2 separate regions of the Homo sapiens genome follow, and region 1 is linked to region 2. Evidence: chromatin loops called from intact Hi-C (ENCODE). Cell type or tissue: PC-3. All regions are shown on one strand. Links, peaks and the distances in the headings refer to the core of each region. The heading gives the core; the rest is flanking DNA.

Region 1 (8,721 bases), core at 498-8,497, 190 kb after region 2:
CAGGGTCTTGCTATGTTGTCCAGACTGGAGTGCAGTGGCACAATCACAGCTCACTGCAACCTCCGCCTCCCAGGCTCAAGCCATCCTCCCACCTCAGCCTCCCCAGTACCTAAGACTACAGGTGTACACCACCACACCTGGCTAATTTTTGTATTTTTTGTAGAGATGGGGTTTCACAATGTTGCCTAGCCTGGTCTCGAACTCCTGAGCTCAAGTGATCCTCCTGCCTCAGCCTCCTAAAGTTGGGATTACAGGCGTGAACCACCTCACACAGCCAAAATTACCTCCTTAATTAGTTATCACCCCCACACCTTGTCCTTTCCTCCCAAAAGAAGGCACAGAAAAAATGACAGGAGCAAAGTGTATAAATAACATTATTATTATTTTTTAACCTACTACAACTTTCCAAAGCATTTCTACATATTATCTCATTTGATCCTCTCAATATTTAAGTATAGACATGGGAAAAAATACAGAGAAATTAAGTGCCTCAAGATCATAGGATATTAAACACAGAGAATACGGGGCAGAAAAAGAAGTCTACGACTTGAGATTGAACAGAATTCCGTGATTTCTTTTATGACTTCTGGGTTTTATGTTCTAGTTCCCAACTTTTCAGATTTTTAAATTTCCCATGTTTCCTAGCACTTTTTTTTTCTATGTTTTGTGTTTATCTTAGTACTTTTATAATTTCATTTTTTACATTTAACCCACCAATCCATTCAGTACTTATTTAGATATGAGATACTGCTCCAACTTTAATGAATCCTATTTATTGAATAAGCCATGTCTTCCTTATATATATTTGAAATGTCACTTGTATCGTAAATTCCTTTTTACATTTGGGTCTCCTGCTACATTTGCTGTCCATTAATTAAACTTTCTGCTACACGTAACCACACTGTTATTTAGTGAAGTTTCACAAAATATATATTTGTTTGTTTGTTTTCTGAGACAGGGTCTTGCTCTGTCCTCCAGGCTAGAGTACAGTGGCGCCACTGTGACTCACTGCAGCCTTGACCTCCCAGGCTCAAACAATCCTCCCACCTCAGCCTCCCAAATAACTGAGACTACAGATTTATGCTACATTGCCTGGCTCATTTTTAAAATTTTTTGTAAAGACAGGGTCTCAGTATATTGTCCAGGCTGGTGTTGAACTTGGCCTCCTGCCACGGCCTCTCAAAGTGCTAGGATTACAGGCATGAACCACCAGACCTGGCCACAAAATATATTTTAATAACTGTTAGGGCTAGTCCCAATTATTCTATTTCAGAATTTGCATGACTTTCCTGCTGAGTACAGCTTTAGCTGTATCCAGTGGAGTCTGTCATCATGTATGTTATTATCTTCCACAATTTCAGTTTTAAAAGAATTTTATTATTTCATATAATTCAAACAGAAAACAGCAAAAAAAGAAATATACAGCTATACGAATTATTATAAGGTGAAACCCTTAAGTCCACCACCCAGGTCAGAAGACAGAATCTTGCTAACTACCCCAGAACCTCTCCAACATGCCATATAAACCCCCTTCCCTCCCTTCTTAATAGTAGCCACTATTTGGGCTTTTTTTTGGAGACAGGATCTCATTTTGTTGCCCTGGCTGGAGTATAGTTGTGTGATCATAGCTCACTGCAGCCCTGGTCTCCTGGGCTCAAGTAATCCTCCTGCCTTAGCCTCCCGAGTAGCTGGGACCATAGGCACATGCCACCATGCCTGGCTCATTTTTTTTTATTATTTTTTAAATAGAGACGAGGTCTCACTATGTTGTACAGGCTGGTCTTGAACTCCTGAGCTCAAGCAATCTTTTAGCCTCCCGAGTGCTGGGATTACAGGTGTGAGCCACTGTGCTTGGCCTATTTGGATACTTATAGTAATCACTTCTTTACTTTTCTATAATCAAATAATGGCAACTTTAAAGACTACATTTAGGCTTTTGCTTTTTCAAGTCTTTTAGCTTATAGGTTCCTACCTTCTTTTCCATGCCCTTAATATATATTCATTGAAGACACTGGATCATTTATGCCAGAGTTGTACTAAAGTCTGGGTCTTGCTGATTATATCACTGTAGTATAGTTTAACGTGTTATTCTGCTGTTTGCATTTCCTATAAATTGGGAATTGGATCTAGAAGCATCATCAGATTGAGGTTTGATTATTTTGGCAAGACTACTTCAAAGTGGTGGTGTATTCTTTGTAAGAAGGCACATCATGTCTTGTCCCTTTATTGTGTGATCGACTATTGATGTTCAATGCCTAGATTCTTTCATTCATTAGGGGTTACAGTCTTATCATTCCTTATTTATTTATTTGTTTGTTGAAACATCTTTATAAAGGGAAACTTTGTCGTATCCACTATCATGTTACCCTGATGCAAACTGCACAGGAAATGCAAGGTAATTCCTTGATCCTTTCCTTTTGTCAGCTTTCAAAGTAATGGACTGGTTCTCTAGCATCTTTCAAAGATGACCAATTACCTTACTTTATTTGGTGTCATTATGAAGTCACAACTTAAACACTATTTCATGTGTTTGGACCCACTGCAGTTATTACCTCTAATGATACCTAAGTTTTCATCTTTGGACAACAGAGGCACTTTTTTTTTTTAAGGCTAGTCAAGTGAAGCAGTGGGAGTGGAGAAGGAACCACATAACACTCATAAATATAATAAAGACACCCAACCAAATTCTAATTTGAATGCTCTCCAAGAAGTCAAAATAAATAAAAAGATACACCAATACAACAGGTGCATTAAAAATATTACATACCTTGCTCCAAGGAGGTTTGCTAGGAATGTTAAAGACTCTTTTTCTGCTCCAGCACACTGGCTAAATGAAATAACACAATCCTCTAAAGGAGTCATTCCTGTCATTACTGGAACTGGTGTGAAGAGAGGATTCGACTTTGGATCAAACAAAGTCTGATAGTCTATGCAAGTAACCTTTTAAAAACAAAAGAAATAGTAAAGCCAACCTGAAATAAGCAACCAGTGGTTAACACTGGTTCAGGTACAGAAGCAATAATTTAGTTTTGATAAGAAGAAATTTTACTTTAATACAAACTTGTGTATGCTCATTCTCAATACATTTCATATCATAATGTTAGAGTATATATATACATACACACATATACATACATCGACTAATTACATTAGGCTATTAAAATCGGTAAGATCTATTATTAGAGTTACTGAATGTTGCTTTAAATTTCATTCCTTCTAATGTATTAGTTTATACTATTTTTCTCATAATTCTTGGAATGTTAAAAAAAAAAAAATCAACAGTGAAATTACCAGTGATGCTTTGGTTATGAGAAAACAAGACAAATAGTATGAGATGACCCTAGAGTGACCTCCTAAGAAGGAATGTTGCTGCTGTGGCCCTGGGAAACAGTAATCTCTACTGTATCGGGATTAGGCCAAGAAGCTTGCACATTTAATTTTGAATTTCCCTTGCTAAAAGCAAAATCAAGAGTGTTCAAGTCCAAGCATTGATTTACTGTAACTGAACTGTCTAAGAAATAAACATTAACCTTCTTGGCATTCAGATATCCTTCGATACTTTATTTCAACCACTAGTGTTGTCTTACCAGCCATGTATTTGTAACAACTTCTCCCACAGTGGCTTCCACTTCACACCCCAGCAGAGGAACCACAGCATAATCCGCAACAGTTCTGCTCAGAAGGGACATGATTTTCCCAGCATTTTCTTTTATGATGTTTGCGATGTTAGATTCATTTTCATTACTAAAACCCAAAACAAGGAAACTCTTTTGGCTAAATAAGCCTTCTTCAGTAATTGTAGAAACATCAGGGACACAATGACTGACAGAAGACTGGTTTTCTTCTTGCAAAGAAATGTGAGTAGAATCATTCAAGGGCTCAGCATGAGTAGAATCATTAAAGGGCCTGGCTTCAGACGTCTTAGCCTCAACTGAAAGAGAAAAGTAAATGTTTTCTAACCAACAATTTACCTTATACAGTTTACTTCCTAGCAAGGATATTAACGTAACATGGAATCTGATAATTTTGACCATACTTACAAAACTAAAGCTTACGTGTATAATAAAGGGATATGGATTCACCCCGTCTTCGGGGTTACCAAGAGTCCTTATCAGTATTACCATCATCCATTGGGAAGGACAAGAGCAATCATGTTAGTTCTAGGTATTCCTAGTATAATGGAAACTTGAATTAGTTTAAAATTATATAGCTCCAACAGGACTTAGTTCCAAAACTGGTTTAGATGATTCACCATAAAATTAAGAAACTATCATTAAGAAAAAAATTAACAAGTCTAAATGGTATAACTGTCAAGTCCTTAACATGGAACATGTTAACATGGAAATAACTATAAGGAAGTGGCTGGCAAATCCTAAAATATTTATTGTCTACTCCTTTAGAGAAAAAGTTTGCCCTGCTATGTGATTCCAACAAGGCTGGAAGCTATCCAAGAATCACTCTTTCATTTATATAAGCACTGTGACTAAGTGCTTTACAAATGCATGTAATGCTCACATAATGCTAACTGTGAGGCTGATACTATCAGTACATCCCTTTTGTACAAAAGGAGTCTCAGGCTTGAAGAGGTTATGTAACTTGCCTAAGGTCACACAGTTAAGTGGCAGAAATGAGATACAAACCAAAGTCTGTCTAACTCCAGAGTTCACACCACCATGTTATAGTGCCATCTTCGTACTTCTATCCTCATCTCCAACAGACACTAGCATTTTCATTTTTAAGTAAATTGTAATATACATTAGGAACTTGTAAATTAAGTACACTGCAATATATATTAGGAACTTATGACTCCTACTAAACATAAGTATTAAAATTGTACTTATTCGCACTAAGGAAGCATAGTTTTGTCTAGGGAGTTTACTGGTCAGTAAGTCAGGAGAGCTGGGTTCTAGTTTTATAGTCTCTTTGACCCTTGGTTTCATAATATAAGGAATAAAGGGTAATAGTATACTTATAATTTACAGATATACTCATGGGAATGAATATGCTTAGATGGAATTAAAGGTGAGGCAATACTATAAAACATTCCGGAAAGTTTTTTAAACAGTTTTGTTAAAATGTAAAGTTTGTTTTATAAGTAAAAACCTTCTTATTTTTTGCAAGTACAATTATTTTGCAGTCACATCTAGGAGAAAAAAATAACTTTTTTCGACGTCTATATGTTGTTGGTAAGATGGGAAGGAGGAAGAAATCCAGTAGAATTTTAGACTACTACTATAAAAACAAAGTAGAAATACTAAGTTCTTATAAACCATCAGTAAAACTCTGAAGTTATTAAGAGACTCATAATAAACTAACATGTTCTACAGCAGTTCTTTCCGTTTATTTTAGCAGTAGGATCTCTTTTCAAACAGACCGCACCCAAAAGCCTAAGAGATACTACATAATAAACCTATCATTCAAAAAGCTCCCCTAGGGCCGGGCGCGGTGGCTCATGCCTGTAATCCCAGCACTTTGGGAGGCTGAGGTGGGTGGATCACAAGGTCAGGAGTTCAAGAGCAGCCTGGCCAACATGGAGAAACCCCATCTCTACTAAAAATAGAAAAATTAGCTGGGCATGGTGGCACGTGCCTGTAATCCCAGCTACTTGGGAGGCTGAGGCAGGAGAATCACTTGAACCCAGAAGGCAGAGGTTGCAGTGAGCCAAGACCACGCCACTGCACTCCAGCCTGGTGACAGAGCAAGACTGCATCTCAAAAAAAAAACAAAAAACTCCCTTAAATCAAAAGCCATTTTAAGAATTAATTATAAAATACTTTATTATAGACTTTCTAAGATGCTTGGTGATCCACTAAGATTTACCATCACTTAATCCTTATAAAGTCAGTAAACCACTAGCTGTCTTAGGAAGGTTTAAGAAACTAATCACCTGCCCTACACCAAGTACCCTTGGCTGAAGGATAGTATGTAAAATTGCTGGCTGGGTGCAGTGGCTCAAGCCTGTAATCCCAACATTCTGGGAGGCTAAGACAGGAGGATCACATGAGGCCAGGAGTTTGAGACCAACCTGGCCAACATGGTGAAACCCCATCTCTACTAAAAATACAAAAATTAGCTGGGCGTGGTGGTGCACACCTGTACTCCCAACTACTAAGGAGGCTGAGGGAAGAGAATTGCGTGAACTCGGGAGGAGGAGGTTGCAGTGATCCAAGCTTGTGACACTACACTCCATCCTCAGTGATGGAGTGAGACCCTGTCTCCAAAAAAAAAAAAAAAAATCACTTTCAGTTATACCACAGCATCCTGGAAAATCAAGATGATTTCCTGATGTGATACAATACTAAAGCATAAGTAAATGGTTTGAGAAAAGTCAATTTTGTAGTACGGAAATAGTGTAAATAAAAAAGGAATGCTAGGAATTCCCTCTCTAGAAATATGGTGGGCTAGGATCTTTGAAACACTCTCACTAAAAACACTTCAAAATACAGGATAAAATATTAAAATCCAGACCACTAAAGTGGTTACTAAATCCAGAACATTAAGTAGTTACTAAAGCTAATGGTTAGTCAAAATCTATTAAATATCTGTGCAGTAACCCAGACCCTTGGAATGTAAAGGTATCACACAAGAGATAGGAGCCAATCCTTTGGTTTCATAAAACTTAGAGGTGAAGGAGAGTATACCCTGAGAGAACAAGCCCAGAACCCATGAAGAGACATATCTTTAGTAAACAGACCAAAACTAACCAACCAACCAACAACAAATCTGCCCTGTAAAGGAAGAGGTCAAGAACACTGGCTTTGTGTCAAGGGGAAACAACATCTCTCCTAAGAATCTGTTCATCAGAGGCTGGTCCTCAAAGTAGGTTTGGGTATAAATTCATATAGCTGGAGGTCTAAGAAACCTCCAGCCAATACACCAACTTAAAGGCATATTGAGTTTGTAAACTCCTAGGCACCTAGCAGACCCAAACATGAACCTTTTCTGGGGTAACAAACCCCTACCCCAAGTTTCTTAGAATTCCTAGAGTCCTAGTAAGTACAAGTTCACAATAAAAATCACAAAACACAAGAAAACCAGGCACCATAAACAACAGCCAACAGAACAATTCACAGATGTTTTGATAGGTTTAATGTGTTTTAAGAAATAAAGAACAAAAAATACAAATACAAAATGACAGACTTGGCTGGGTGTGGTGGCTCACACCTGCAATCCCAGCACTTTGGGAGGCTGAGGTGCTTCAAGACCAGCCTGGGTAACATAGTAGCACCCCATCTCTATTTTTAAAAGTAAAAAAATAAATGACAGACTATTTAAAAAGCTAAAACTTCTAGGAATTGAAAAATTAATTATTAAAACAGAAAATTTAATGGATGGGTAAAACAGATTAGGCAATAGCGGAAGAGATGATTCGTGATCTGGAAAAAAATCTGAAGGAATTACACATAATAAATCACAGAAAGACAAAAAGATGGAAGATAAGGACAGGTTAAGTGACCTATATGCAAAGCAAATGGGAGTTAAGAGAATATAGAGAATGGGGGAGAGGCAATATTCAAAGAGATAATAAACATTTCTTGACCTAACAAAAAGCAAAAAATCTACTAATTCTCAGATTCAGAAGGCACAGTGAATCTCAAGCAGGACAAATAAATGGTAAAGCTCTAGGACACAAAAACCAAAAGGAAGACTATCTTAAAAACAGCCAGAGGATAAAGACAGATTATCTGTAAAGGAATGACAGACTGATATCTGACCTCCTATCCAGCAGTCAGGGAAATAGATGACAATGAAACAATATCTCTGTGCTTAAAGAAACTGTCTAGAACTGTATACCCAGCCGAAGAGTCTTAGAGAAACTAAAGGAGTTTCTAAAGGATATTGTTTTAGGAAGAAAGAAAATGATTCCAAAAGAGAGGTCTCAGATGTAAAAAGAACTGGGGAGAGCAAAGAAACAGTTAAACGTGTTAGTAAATGAAACAAATACTGACCATATAAAAGCATAATAACGCCTAATTGTAAGATGTTAAAAGATAATGAAAATACTAGACAAAATCACATAAGCTGAGTATGTTGATGAGTGGAGAGAGGGAGCAGGGCTAGTTGTGATCATTAAAGTATTTTAGGCTGGGCTCAGTGGCTCACGCCCGTAATCCCAGCACTTTGGGAGGCCAAGGCGGGTGGATCACCTGAGGTCGGGAGTTCAAGACCAGCCTGGCCAACACTGAGAAACCCCATCTCTACTAAAAATACAAAATTAGCCAGGGGTGGTGGCGCATGCCTGTAATCCCAGCTACTTGGGAGGCTGAGGCAGAAAGAATCACTTGAACCTGGGAGGCAGAGGTTGCAGTGAGCTGAGATCATGCCACTACACTCCAGCCTGCGCAACAAGAGCGAAATCCTGCTTCAAAAAAAAAAAAAGTTTTCTAAGGTTCTTGTTTTATTCGAGGTAGATTAAAATTCTGATTAACTTCAGATTTTAAGTTATGATACACATTAAATTTACTTAAATGTATATATTTTTGGCTATATTAGGTATTTTATAAAGGCTTTTTTTTAATAAAAAAGAAGTAATGATGTTTATAATGCTTCACTGGCAATTTACCTTACTACATGATAAGAGTACATACTGAGGTGGTAGTCCACAGTACAGTTTCATGCATTAAAGACCACAATAATCCAGTAAGAGGTATTTGTTACAAGGTTTTAATAAAAGGCTCATGATATTACAAACTCACACACAAACCAAGCAATGCCTGTATA
Region 2 (8,721 bases), core at 445-8,444:
TTGAGTTTGGTCCATTGCCTTTTTTAACAGACTCATGACAGATAACAGATAATTAATGGTCCTAGAGACCATCTGATCCCATTCCCTAATTTTAGGTGTGAGGAAACTGAGACCCAGAGAGTGCAGGTGACTTCCCACGATCACACAGCTGGTTGAGAGCTCCATAGTTCAACTCTCCTGTTCTTGGTCCAGAGACCTTTTCTCTGCATTGGGCTGCATCGTTTCTCCCCTGGCTCTGCTTCTAAAGCTAAACCTCAGAGGCCCAGCAGTTTGCAAACTTTGCTTCTGTCCCAGCCCTCCTGCGGTGTGCACCACACTGTGGTAACTGTTTCTTTGGGAAAGGACAGACTATTATAATTATCAGAAATAAATCCTTCATAGTATGAAAAAGAAAAAAAAAAGGTCATTATTATCTCCTCCTCACCCCTTGGAGAATCATCACTAGCCCAACAGTAACTCAAACATTAATTCTGAACAGATTCATTAGTGTTTTTTTAATAGAGTAATCTGAAAGCTACATCTCAGAGAAAACAGACAGTATTTGTTTTAGCTTGGCCAATGCTGCCTGGGCCTCTTGCAGAAAGGCAGAGCTCAGAAAATATTTGCAGAATGAGTGAATTCCTCTGATCATCAACAGAGATCTGAACTGACAGCCAGAATTCCTCCAATAAATAGTTTTGTCAGTTGCAGTTGTGCCCTCAGGGGCTGACATTTGCCCATCCTGAGCATCTCTTGTCGGTTTCTTGGCGGCATAGCATAAATGTGAAATGGCTTAGCACACACAGCTTTCAAAAGCTTTTGTAAAGAAAATGCAAGCATGCATTTAATTACCTTTCGGACCACAGAGGCTGAAAATTAATTAACATGATTAATTTATATCTTAGTTTAGGTTCCTTCAGAAGCAGATCCTGAAACAAATATTGGAGTTAAGGTAGTTTACCTGGAAGTTGGGGAGTTAAAAACCAACAAAATACCAGTAGAGGAGAAGCAAAGAAGGGAACCAACAAAGAATGCCTAATCAAACCAGTTACCACTGTGGGAGACTGACGTGTAAACCAAGAAGAATTGTGAGAAACGGTATAGACTACAGGAGAGGGGAAAGGCAAGGGAGCTGAGATGTTAATACCATCTCCCAACAGTTTTCTGCCATCTGCTATCAGAGTGGCCTTCCAAAGGCTTCAGAGAAACTCTCAGGCAAAAAGATGCAGAATCTGGCAGGGGGAACAGGAGAGCACTAAACTGCGAAAGCCTAAGGGATAAAGGTGGTACCATCAGCATCTGCTAGAACTTATCTGCCAATTCTGTTTATTTTTTCAGTCATTAAAAGCTTAATAAAATAGAGACATAAAAAAATTTATTAAGAGGTTCTGGCTAAGGTCAGTGCAGTATTCATATTCTTTCCAGCTATGGTGTTACGAATGTCAGGAACCTCATGGTCCAGTTTTTGAAGCTTCTGAAGTTGTATGATTCAGTGATGACAGGATCAGATTGGTCCAGAGAATTTCTGGAGGGTCTTAAAGTCTAGTTCTTCCTTGTCTATTTGTTGTGGTTACCTAATGCAGGGTACTCAGGGATGCTTCAGGAACCTCAGACAACATGCCACACCACACTCTAGACCTCCTAGTTAGTCAAGTAAAACAAAACAACTTTTTTTTTAAGTTGGGCACTGTGGCATGTGCCTGTAGTCCTAGCTATTCAGGAGGCTGAGGCAGGAGGATTGCTTGAGGCCAAGAGTTCAAAGGAGAAGTACACTATGATCATGCCTATGGATAGCCACTCTACTCCAGCCTGGGCAACATGGTGAGACCCCATCTCTTTTTTAAAAAATCCTTTTTGTCCCCTATGCTCTTACAAAATGCTTCTGACACCAAATATGTAGGTTTGTTCCACACCAAGCAGATCTCCAAACACCAACTGAGTGTCCTATAATTCAATTCAATCCTGACACTACCTGCCTGAAGTAGTATCAGATCCCACAGGTTAAGGGCTCAGTCCCATAAGACAGCCCTCACTTCAGATGACAAGTCTGGCCCTCCCATACTTCGGATGAACTGGCTATAAATTAGGGGTTCCCACAACCTCCTCTGCAGAGGGATAAGTAGATAGTTTGCTAGAACAGTGCCCAGAACTCAAGGAAACACTTTACATATTTTTGCCAGCTTATTATAAAGGATACAATTCAGGAGCAGCCAAATGGAGGAGATGCTTAAGGCAACGTATGTGAGAAGGGGCACAGAGTCCCCAACTCCAAATTTTTGACTCTATTATAATAACACTTGGCTTAAAATGCAAACACGTCATACAGCTATACAAAAATATTCTTTCTTTTATCCTTATTCTATAAGCTTGTTTTCTATTTTTAAGAGGGGGTTTTTTTAACCTTTTAAACTTTTTTTGTTAAAAACTAAGACACATACATACACATTAGCCTAGGCCTACACAGGGTCAGGATCGTCAATATCACTGTCTTCCACCTCCACATCTTGTCCCACTGAAAGGTCTTCAGGGGCAGTGACATGTGTGGAGCTTTCAGCTCCTGTAACAACAATGCCTTCTTCTGGAATTCCTCCTGAAGGACCTGCCTGAGGCTGTTTTACCGTTAACTATTTTTCTTTTTTAATAAGTAGGAGTATGCTAATGATAAAAAGTATAGATACAGTAAATACATAAACCAGTAACATTTACTATTGTTAGCAAGTGTTATGCACTGCACATAATTGTATGTGCTAGACTTTTATATGACTGGCAGTGCAATAGGTTTGTTTACACTGCATCATCACAGGGTCTCACAAAGCTGCAATCAAGGTACCCACCAGGGCCGCATTCTCATCTTCAGAGTTTGTTCGGGTTCTTGGCATCGTTCAATTCCTTGCAGATGTAGGCTTGAGGTCCTCAACTCCTAGAGGCCAGTCCTCCTCAGAGGCCATTTACAACATGGCTGTTTGCTCCTTCAGGGCCAACAGAAAAGCATTACCATTTTAAGCCTTTAATCTGATTAAGTCAGGCCCACTCAGATACTCCTCTTTTGATCAGCTCAGATTTAGCTGATTTGGAACCATAATTACATGTCAAAATCTCTTCATCCTTGTCATCTAACATAATTTAATCATTGGACATAACACCAGAGAGCAGAGATCATGGAGGCCATCTTAGAATTCTGCCTACCAGGCCCCTCAGTGTTGAGCAGAGAACTAAAACTCTGCCCCTCCCCAAACCCCCACCATCTCACCTCCTCTGCCAGGCAAACAGCTCTGCCCTCAGCCCACCTCCTGTAGGGGAGCACGGGTCCCGTCTTTCTTGTCCAATTTCTCAGCCGGGGCACTGAGACGTCTTTGTTCCCTCACCCTAAGCCTGGTCTGAAGTCTGCCTCCTGCAATGCAAGCTCTGTTTTGCCTTCTTAGCCTTCTTCCTGAGATGCTCCTTCCATTCAATTTCCATTTGCCCAAAGCTGACTCCACACTTTCATTCCCAGAGGCCTCATTTCTCCATCCCTTGCCTGCTGCAACTGGTTGATGTATACAATACCCAAAGGCTTAATCAATCACCAGCACAAGTTGGTGGTTGCCCGGATGTGAGAGAACTCAGTCTGTCTTAAGAGTCCCCAGGGTCAGGAACAAATGGATTGCTCCCATGCTATCTTCTCTAACAGCAGGTCTGCACTTGCCTCAGGTCAGTTTGAGGCATCTGCGGTCAGGAACTTTATCTGAGCTGTAACCATCATGCCTTCATGTCACATGTCAGGATGACAGATTGTGCAAACTATTAAGAATGAAGACAAGTGAATAGATTGAAATGAATTGTGAGGTTTCTGGTTGTTGATAGTCTTAAGGCCAAAAGAAACATTCAAGATCATCTAAAGCCGGGCCATCTAACTGAAATATCGCAATGATGGGCATATTCTATAATCCATGCAGCAATCCGGTATGGTAGCTACTGGCCTCAAGGGGTTATACAGGTGCAGTGGCTCATGCCTATAGTCCCAGCACTTTGGGAGGTCAAGGTGGGCAGATCGCTTGAGCCCAGGAGTTCAAGACCAGCCTAAACAACATGGCAAAACCCTGTCTCCACAAAAATACAAAAATTAGCCAGGTGTGGTGACATGTGCCTGCAGTCCCATGGAAACTACTTGGGAAGCTGACATGGGAGGATCACCTGAGCCTAGGAGGTCGAGGTTGCAGTGAGCTCTGATCGCACCACTGCACTCCAGCCTGGACAACAGAGTGAGACTCTGTCTCAAAAATAAATAAATAAATAAAGCTGAGGAACTAACTTTTAATTATGTTTAATTTTTATTTCAGCAGCTACAGATGACTAGTGACTGCTCTATTAGAGGACAGCATAGGTCTAGATTTACCCACGAGGAGAATAGAAACCTTGAATAGCATCTCTCCATGTCATCTACACTTACAAACAATAATTTTCCCTGTAAACACAGACATTTTATACAAGCTACTCTGTCTAGACTTTTTCTATTCTTGCTTTTACCAACAAGAGTCAATATTTTCTAAGATATATGAAGCTGAATTAAAACAGGCACTGCCACTCTGACTCTAGACTACAAGATGACCTCTTGTGCTATTGCCATGTTAACCACCTGGGAAAGTTCCTTTCCAGGGGAACAGCAAAAGCAGGACGCCTGACAGCATCTGTAATCTAGAGGCTCCTGTGTGCCAATGAGCTGGCTGGACTCCCTGAGGGCTCTTCAGTGAAATAAGCCATGGCTGTAGCCAGTGTGCTCAAGGCAAACACTGAACGGGGATCCCGAAGCATCTTCATATCTCTGAATCTCACAGAGAGCTTCACAAAAGGGCCCTGTTTGCTTTTATGTCTTTTTAAATTGACTTTTATTTTATTTCAACATGTATAATAGATAATACATTCACTTAGTTCAAAATTCAAAACATACAAAAGATATAAAGTGAAAAGTGCTATCCAACCCATGTCCTAGCTACCGTTTTTTTCTATGGGGGTCAATCAATGTTATCCTTTTCTTGTATGTCATTTCAGAAACATTTTACCCATATACAAAGAAATATATATATTTTTTTTCCTGTCTTTTTACACAAGTAGTATTCAGAACATACTGCTTTATGACTGTATGATATTATACCACAGGGGGCAGCAAACTCTGGCCCACAAGCCAAATCTGACCCATTGCCTGTTTTTACAAATAAAGTTTTATTGGAACATGACCATCACATTCATTTACATATCATCTATGGCTGCATTTGCACTACACAAGTGGAGTTCAATAGTTGCAACAGAGACCATATGGCCTGCTAAGCCTAAAACATTTACTATCTAGCTAGTCACAGAAAAAGTTGTCAACCTCTGTTCTAGCTAACAGATGCCCCAGAATTTGTTTAGCCTGTTCCCTACTGCTGGGCACTGAGGGTGGTTTCCAATCTTTTGCTATTAGAAGAAATTAGTCACTAACATGGTATACCTCTCATTTCCATATATAGAAATGTATCTGTTAAATGAACTTATAGACATGGAATTGTTGGCCCCAAAAGTGTGTGCACTGGTAATTTTGATAAATATTGCCAATTGCTCTCTACAAAGATTATAACAATTTACATTTCTATCAGAAATATTTGAGAGTGTCCATTTCCCCATATCTTCACCAATACTTTGTGATCTTTGCTAATACTATGGGTTAAAATGCATTTCTTACAAATTGCTTTTGTGTGTACTAGCAGATCATATCTTTTGCCCATTTGGGTTACTGTAGTTGTATGCTATAGTAGCATATACCAGTTGGTGCGGCTGCAAAGAGAATAGGGAAAATCAAGAATCAGAGCAGATTTTAAAAGGAAAAACCAAAAGACTGTCTCATTGAGGTAGGTACTGCCTACTCTTTGCCTCTTCTTTTCTCTAGTTAAGACAACACACAGGCTGGGTGTGGTGGCTCACTCCTGTAATCCCAGCACTTTGGGAAGCCAAGGCAGGCAGATCACTTGAGGTCAGGAGTTCAAGACCAGCCTGGCCAACATGGTGAAACCACGTCTCTACTAAAAATACAAAAAATTAGCCGGGTGTGGTGGCACACACATGTAATCCCAGCTACTGGGGAAGCTGAGGCATGAGAATCACTTGAACCCAGGAGGTGGAGGATTGCAGTGAGCCAAGAACACTCCACTGCACTCCAGCCTGGGCGACAGAGTGAGACTTTGTCTCAAAAAAACAAACAACAAACAAAAAAACACAGACATTGTAGAGCGCTCTCTCAGGCCCTTATCTTCTTATGTTGTGTGTTTAAACTCACAACTGGTTGACTACCAATATCTGGGTAACTACATAGGGGATCACCCAACATTGCAACCTCTTTCTTACATCTTCTACCAAGGAATCTCCACTCACTTATTCATTCAAAATCTGTTTGTCAAGGACAAACCAGGTGCAAGGCCCTGACTTGATGCTATGGTTCCTGAAGTCCCTGACTTCAAAGAACGCTCGTCCCAGACTACCTGACTGTGCTGATCTCAAAGCATACCTTAGATATTTTTTAACAGATTTTTCCCATAAAAAGTGTAAGGACTGGCCAGGCACAGTGGCTTATGCCTGTAATCCTGGTGCTTTGGAATGCGGAGGCAGGAGGATCCCTTGAGGCCAGGAGTTTGAGATCAGCCTGGGCAACATAGTAAGACCCCACCTCTACAAAAAAAAATGTTTTTAATTGGTCAGGTGTAGAAGCACGCAACTGTAGTCCTAGCTACTCAGGAGGCTGAGGCAGGAGAACTGCTCGAACTCAGGAGGTCGAGGCTGCAGTGAGCTATGATCTTATCGCTGCACTCCAGCCTGGGCAACAGGGTGAGACCCCGTCTCAAAATAAAATAATAGAAAAATCTATTTTTCTCTTTAGAATTAGACTCATTGCTGAGCCTCTTCAGCTGATTTTATCAAGAGGATGAGCTTACTTATTACAAGGGGGCAGCAAGGTCACAAAGCCATTTACTCCTCTGTGTTTTGTTTGGCAGCTCCAACGGAGGCTGGGAATTGGTCCTACACTCAAACAGCAGCTTCAATAGCTGGGCAGTTCTTGTGTAAACTCACAGAGAAACTTGTAGCCCAGCCGGGCCAGCTCCTCTGCCAGTGTTGAAGTTTCATTGAGTGAGGCGTGCACTTCTTTTTAATCCCCGCTGAGGAGAGCCCATGTTGCTAGTGCAGACTGGATGGCATCCAGCCTTCTCCCAAATAAATCCTACATCTGGCTGAGGAAGGTCGGGAGTGTGTGCTGCCTGTCAAAAGCTATCCTTAGCTAAATAACATATGACACCACGTAACTGTAAAATGACTTACAACTGTTATAATAACGATAGCTGATCCTCTTAATGAAAAGGAGATTTGATCTCATCCTATTCCTGGTAGATCCTCCTCTTCTTCCCTAGTCCCTAGCATGTGCCTGGCCTACATTGTAAACCTTCAGTAAATATTGTTGAGCACATTCTAGGTGTAAAAAGCTATGTTAGGTCTCCAAAAGGGGCAGAGGGGTGAGTAAGAAGTTGTTCCTATAAATAAGGAACCCACAGTCCAGTGTGGATGTTGGCTGGTGTACCTGTGGGAGGCAAGAAATGGGTAGAAAGGCTACTCTTATACAAGGCAGGATGAAATTTTCCACAAAAGCAGAGCCAGCCAAGCTTTTATGGAGCATCTACCAAGGGTTCTAAGCACCCGACAGGTACGTTCTCATTTAATCTTCCCAACATGAGATAGGTATTGCGATTTTAGCATTTTATAGAGGAGGAAACTGAAGCACAAAGAGGTTAGGTAATTTGCCCAAAATTACACACTTAGAAAGTGGCAACACTAGGATTCAAATTACACATTCTGACTCCAGAATCCACACTCTTAACTGTTAGTTTGAACTGGACAGACCACATGAATGGGGGGACCTTAATTTGGTTTTTAAAAGATTTTTTTGTAGAAACAGGATTTCAGTATGTTGCCCAGGCTGGTCTTGAACTACTGGCCTCAAGCAATCTTTCTGCTTTGGCCTCCCAAAGTGCTGGGATTGCAGATGTGAGCCACCATGCCCAGCTGATTTCTTTTTTAAGAATAAATAAGTGACATCTTGTGGAATGTGAGGTTGGAGAGGCCTTTGTCCCCGGGGGGCTAAAAGTTATGCCAGACTTCTGTTGGGAGCTTTTCAAACCAAGCGTCTGTGCCCTCCTTGTGGGATTCTTCTATGACACAAGATAGGGAACCCCTGTATTCCCACGGGACCATTGTTTACCTTTCTCCATGAACAGCACGATGAGATTAGCATGATCTCATGAAATCTGAAAAGTGCTTAAGAGCCAAGGCAGGTAGCTGCATTCTGCAGTAGAACAATGCTCATATAAAGCAATTGATCACCAGTTGCAAAAACCAGAGTGCTCGAGTGACTTGCTCAAACCTGCACAGCAACTGCTTAGTGAAAGGCAGAAGACACATGAGGCAGACAGCTCATCTGGATACATGATCTGCTGAGAATGCACTTGCAATTTCAAAGACCAGGAAGTATCAACATTCTCTCTCCTCACTCTCCCTCCTCCTGAACACTCGCCTTCCCCTCACATTGCAAAGGTAGCGTTTCTGTCAGTTCTGGGTCATTGCCAAGGGTGTTTTTAGGAATGGCCATCCTAATCAGCAAAGTGGGTCAGGCTTGGACTTGGAGATGGTTCTTTTCCTCTTTCCCAGTCCTCATTTGTATCTTCAAGAGTCAGGCTCTCAAATACT

The links. A loop is a pair of places that touch in the nucleus more often than their neighbours do. Peaks named below come from ENCODE experiments on the same cell type or tissue, not always from the same donor. Only the 100,000 strongest peaks of a DNase experiment are listed, where the experiment ranks them.
Region 1: a loop joins it to region 2, with 2.6 times the contacts of the local background. A loop is called at or near these places in 2 of 110 quality-filtered maps.

What each region holds. Positions count from the first base shown.
Region 1 is chr3:133,640,433-133,649,153 of GRCh38, forward strand. TOPBP1 (DNA topoisomerase II binding protein 1) reads right to left here. Exons shown (of 28, transcript NM_007027.4): 11 at 3,588-3,931; 12 at 2,768-2,940. Among named protein-coding and RNA genes, the nearest start is that of TOPBP1, 17 kb to the right of the region's middle. In PC-3, for the core only: no CTCF peak of the experiment used is centred there; a DNase peak (open chromatin) is centred at 4,449; H3K27ac peaks cover 772 bases.
Region 2 is chr3:133,452,516-133,461,236 of GRCh38, forward strand. The region is part of intron 4 of BFSP2 (beaded filament structural protein 2); the gene reads left to right. BFSP2-AS1 (BFSP2 antisense RNA 1) reads right to left here. Exons shown (of 4, transcript NR_189064.1): 2 at 2,814-2,948. Among named protein-coding and RNA genes, the nearest start is that of BFSP2-AS1, 34 kb to the right of the region's middle. In PC-3, for the core only: a CTCF peak has its summit at 5,124; a DNase peak (open chromatin) is centred at 706; H3K4me3 peaks cover 527 bases; H3K27ac peaks cover 590 bases.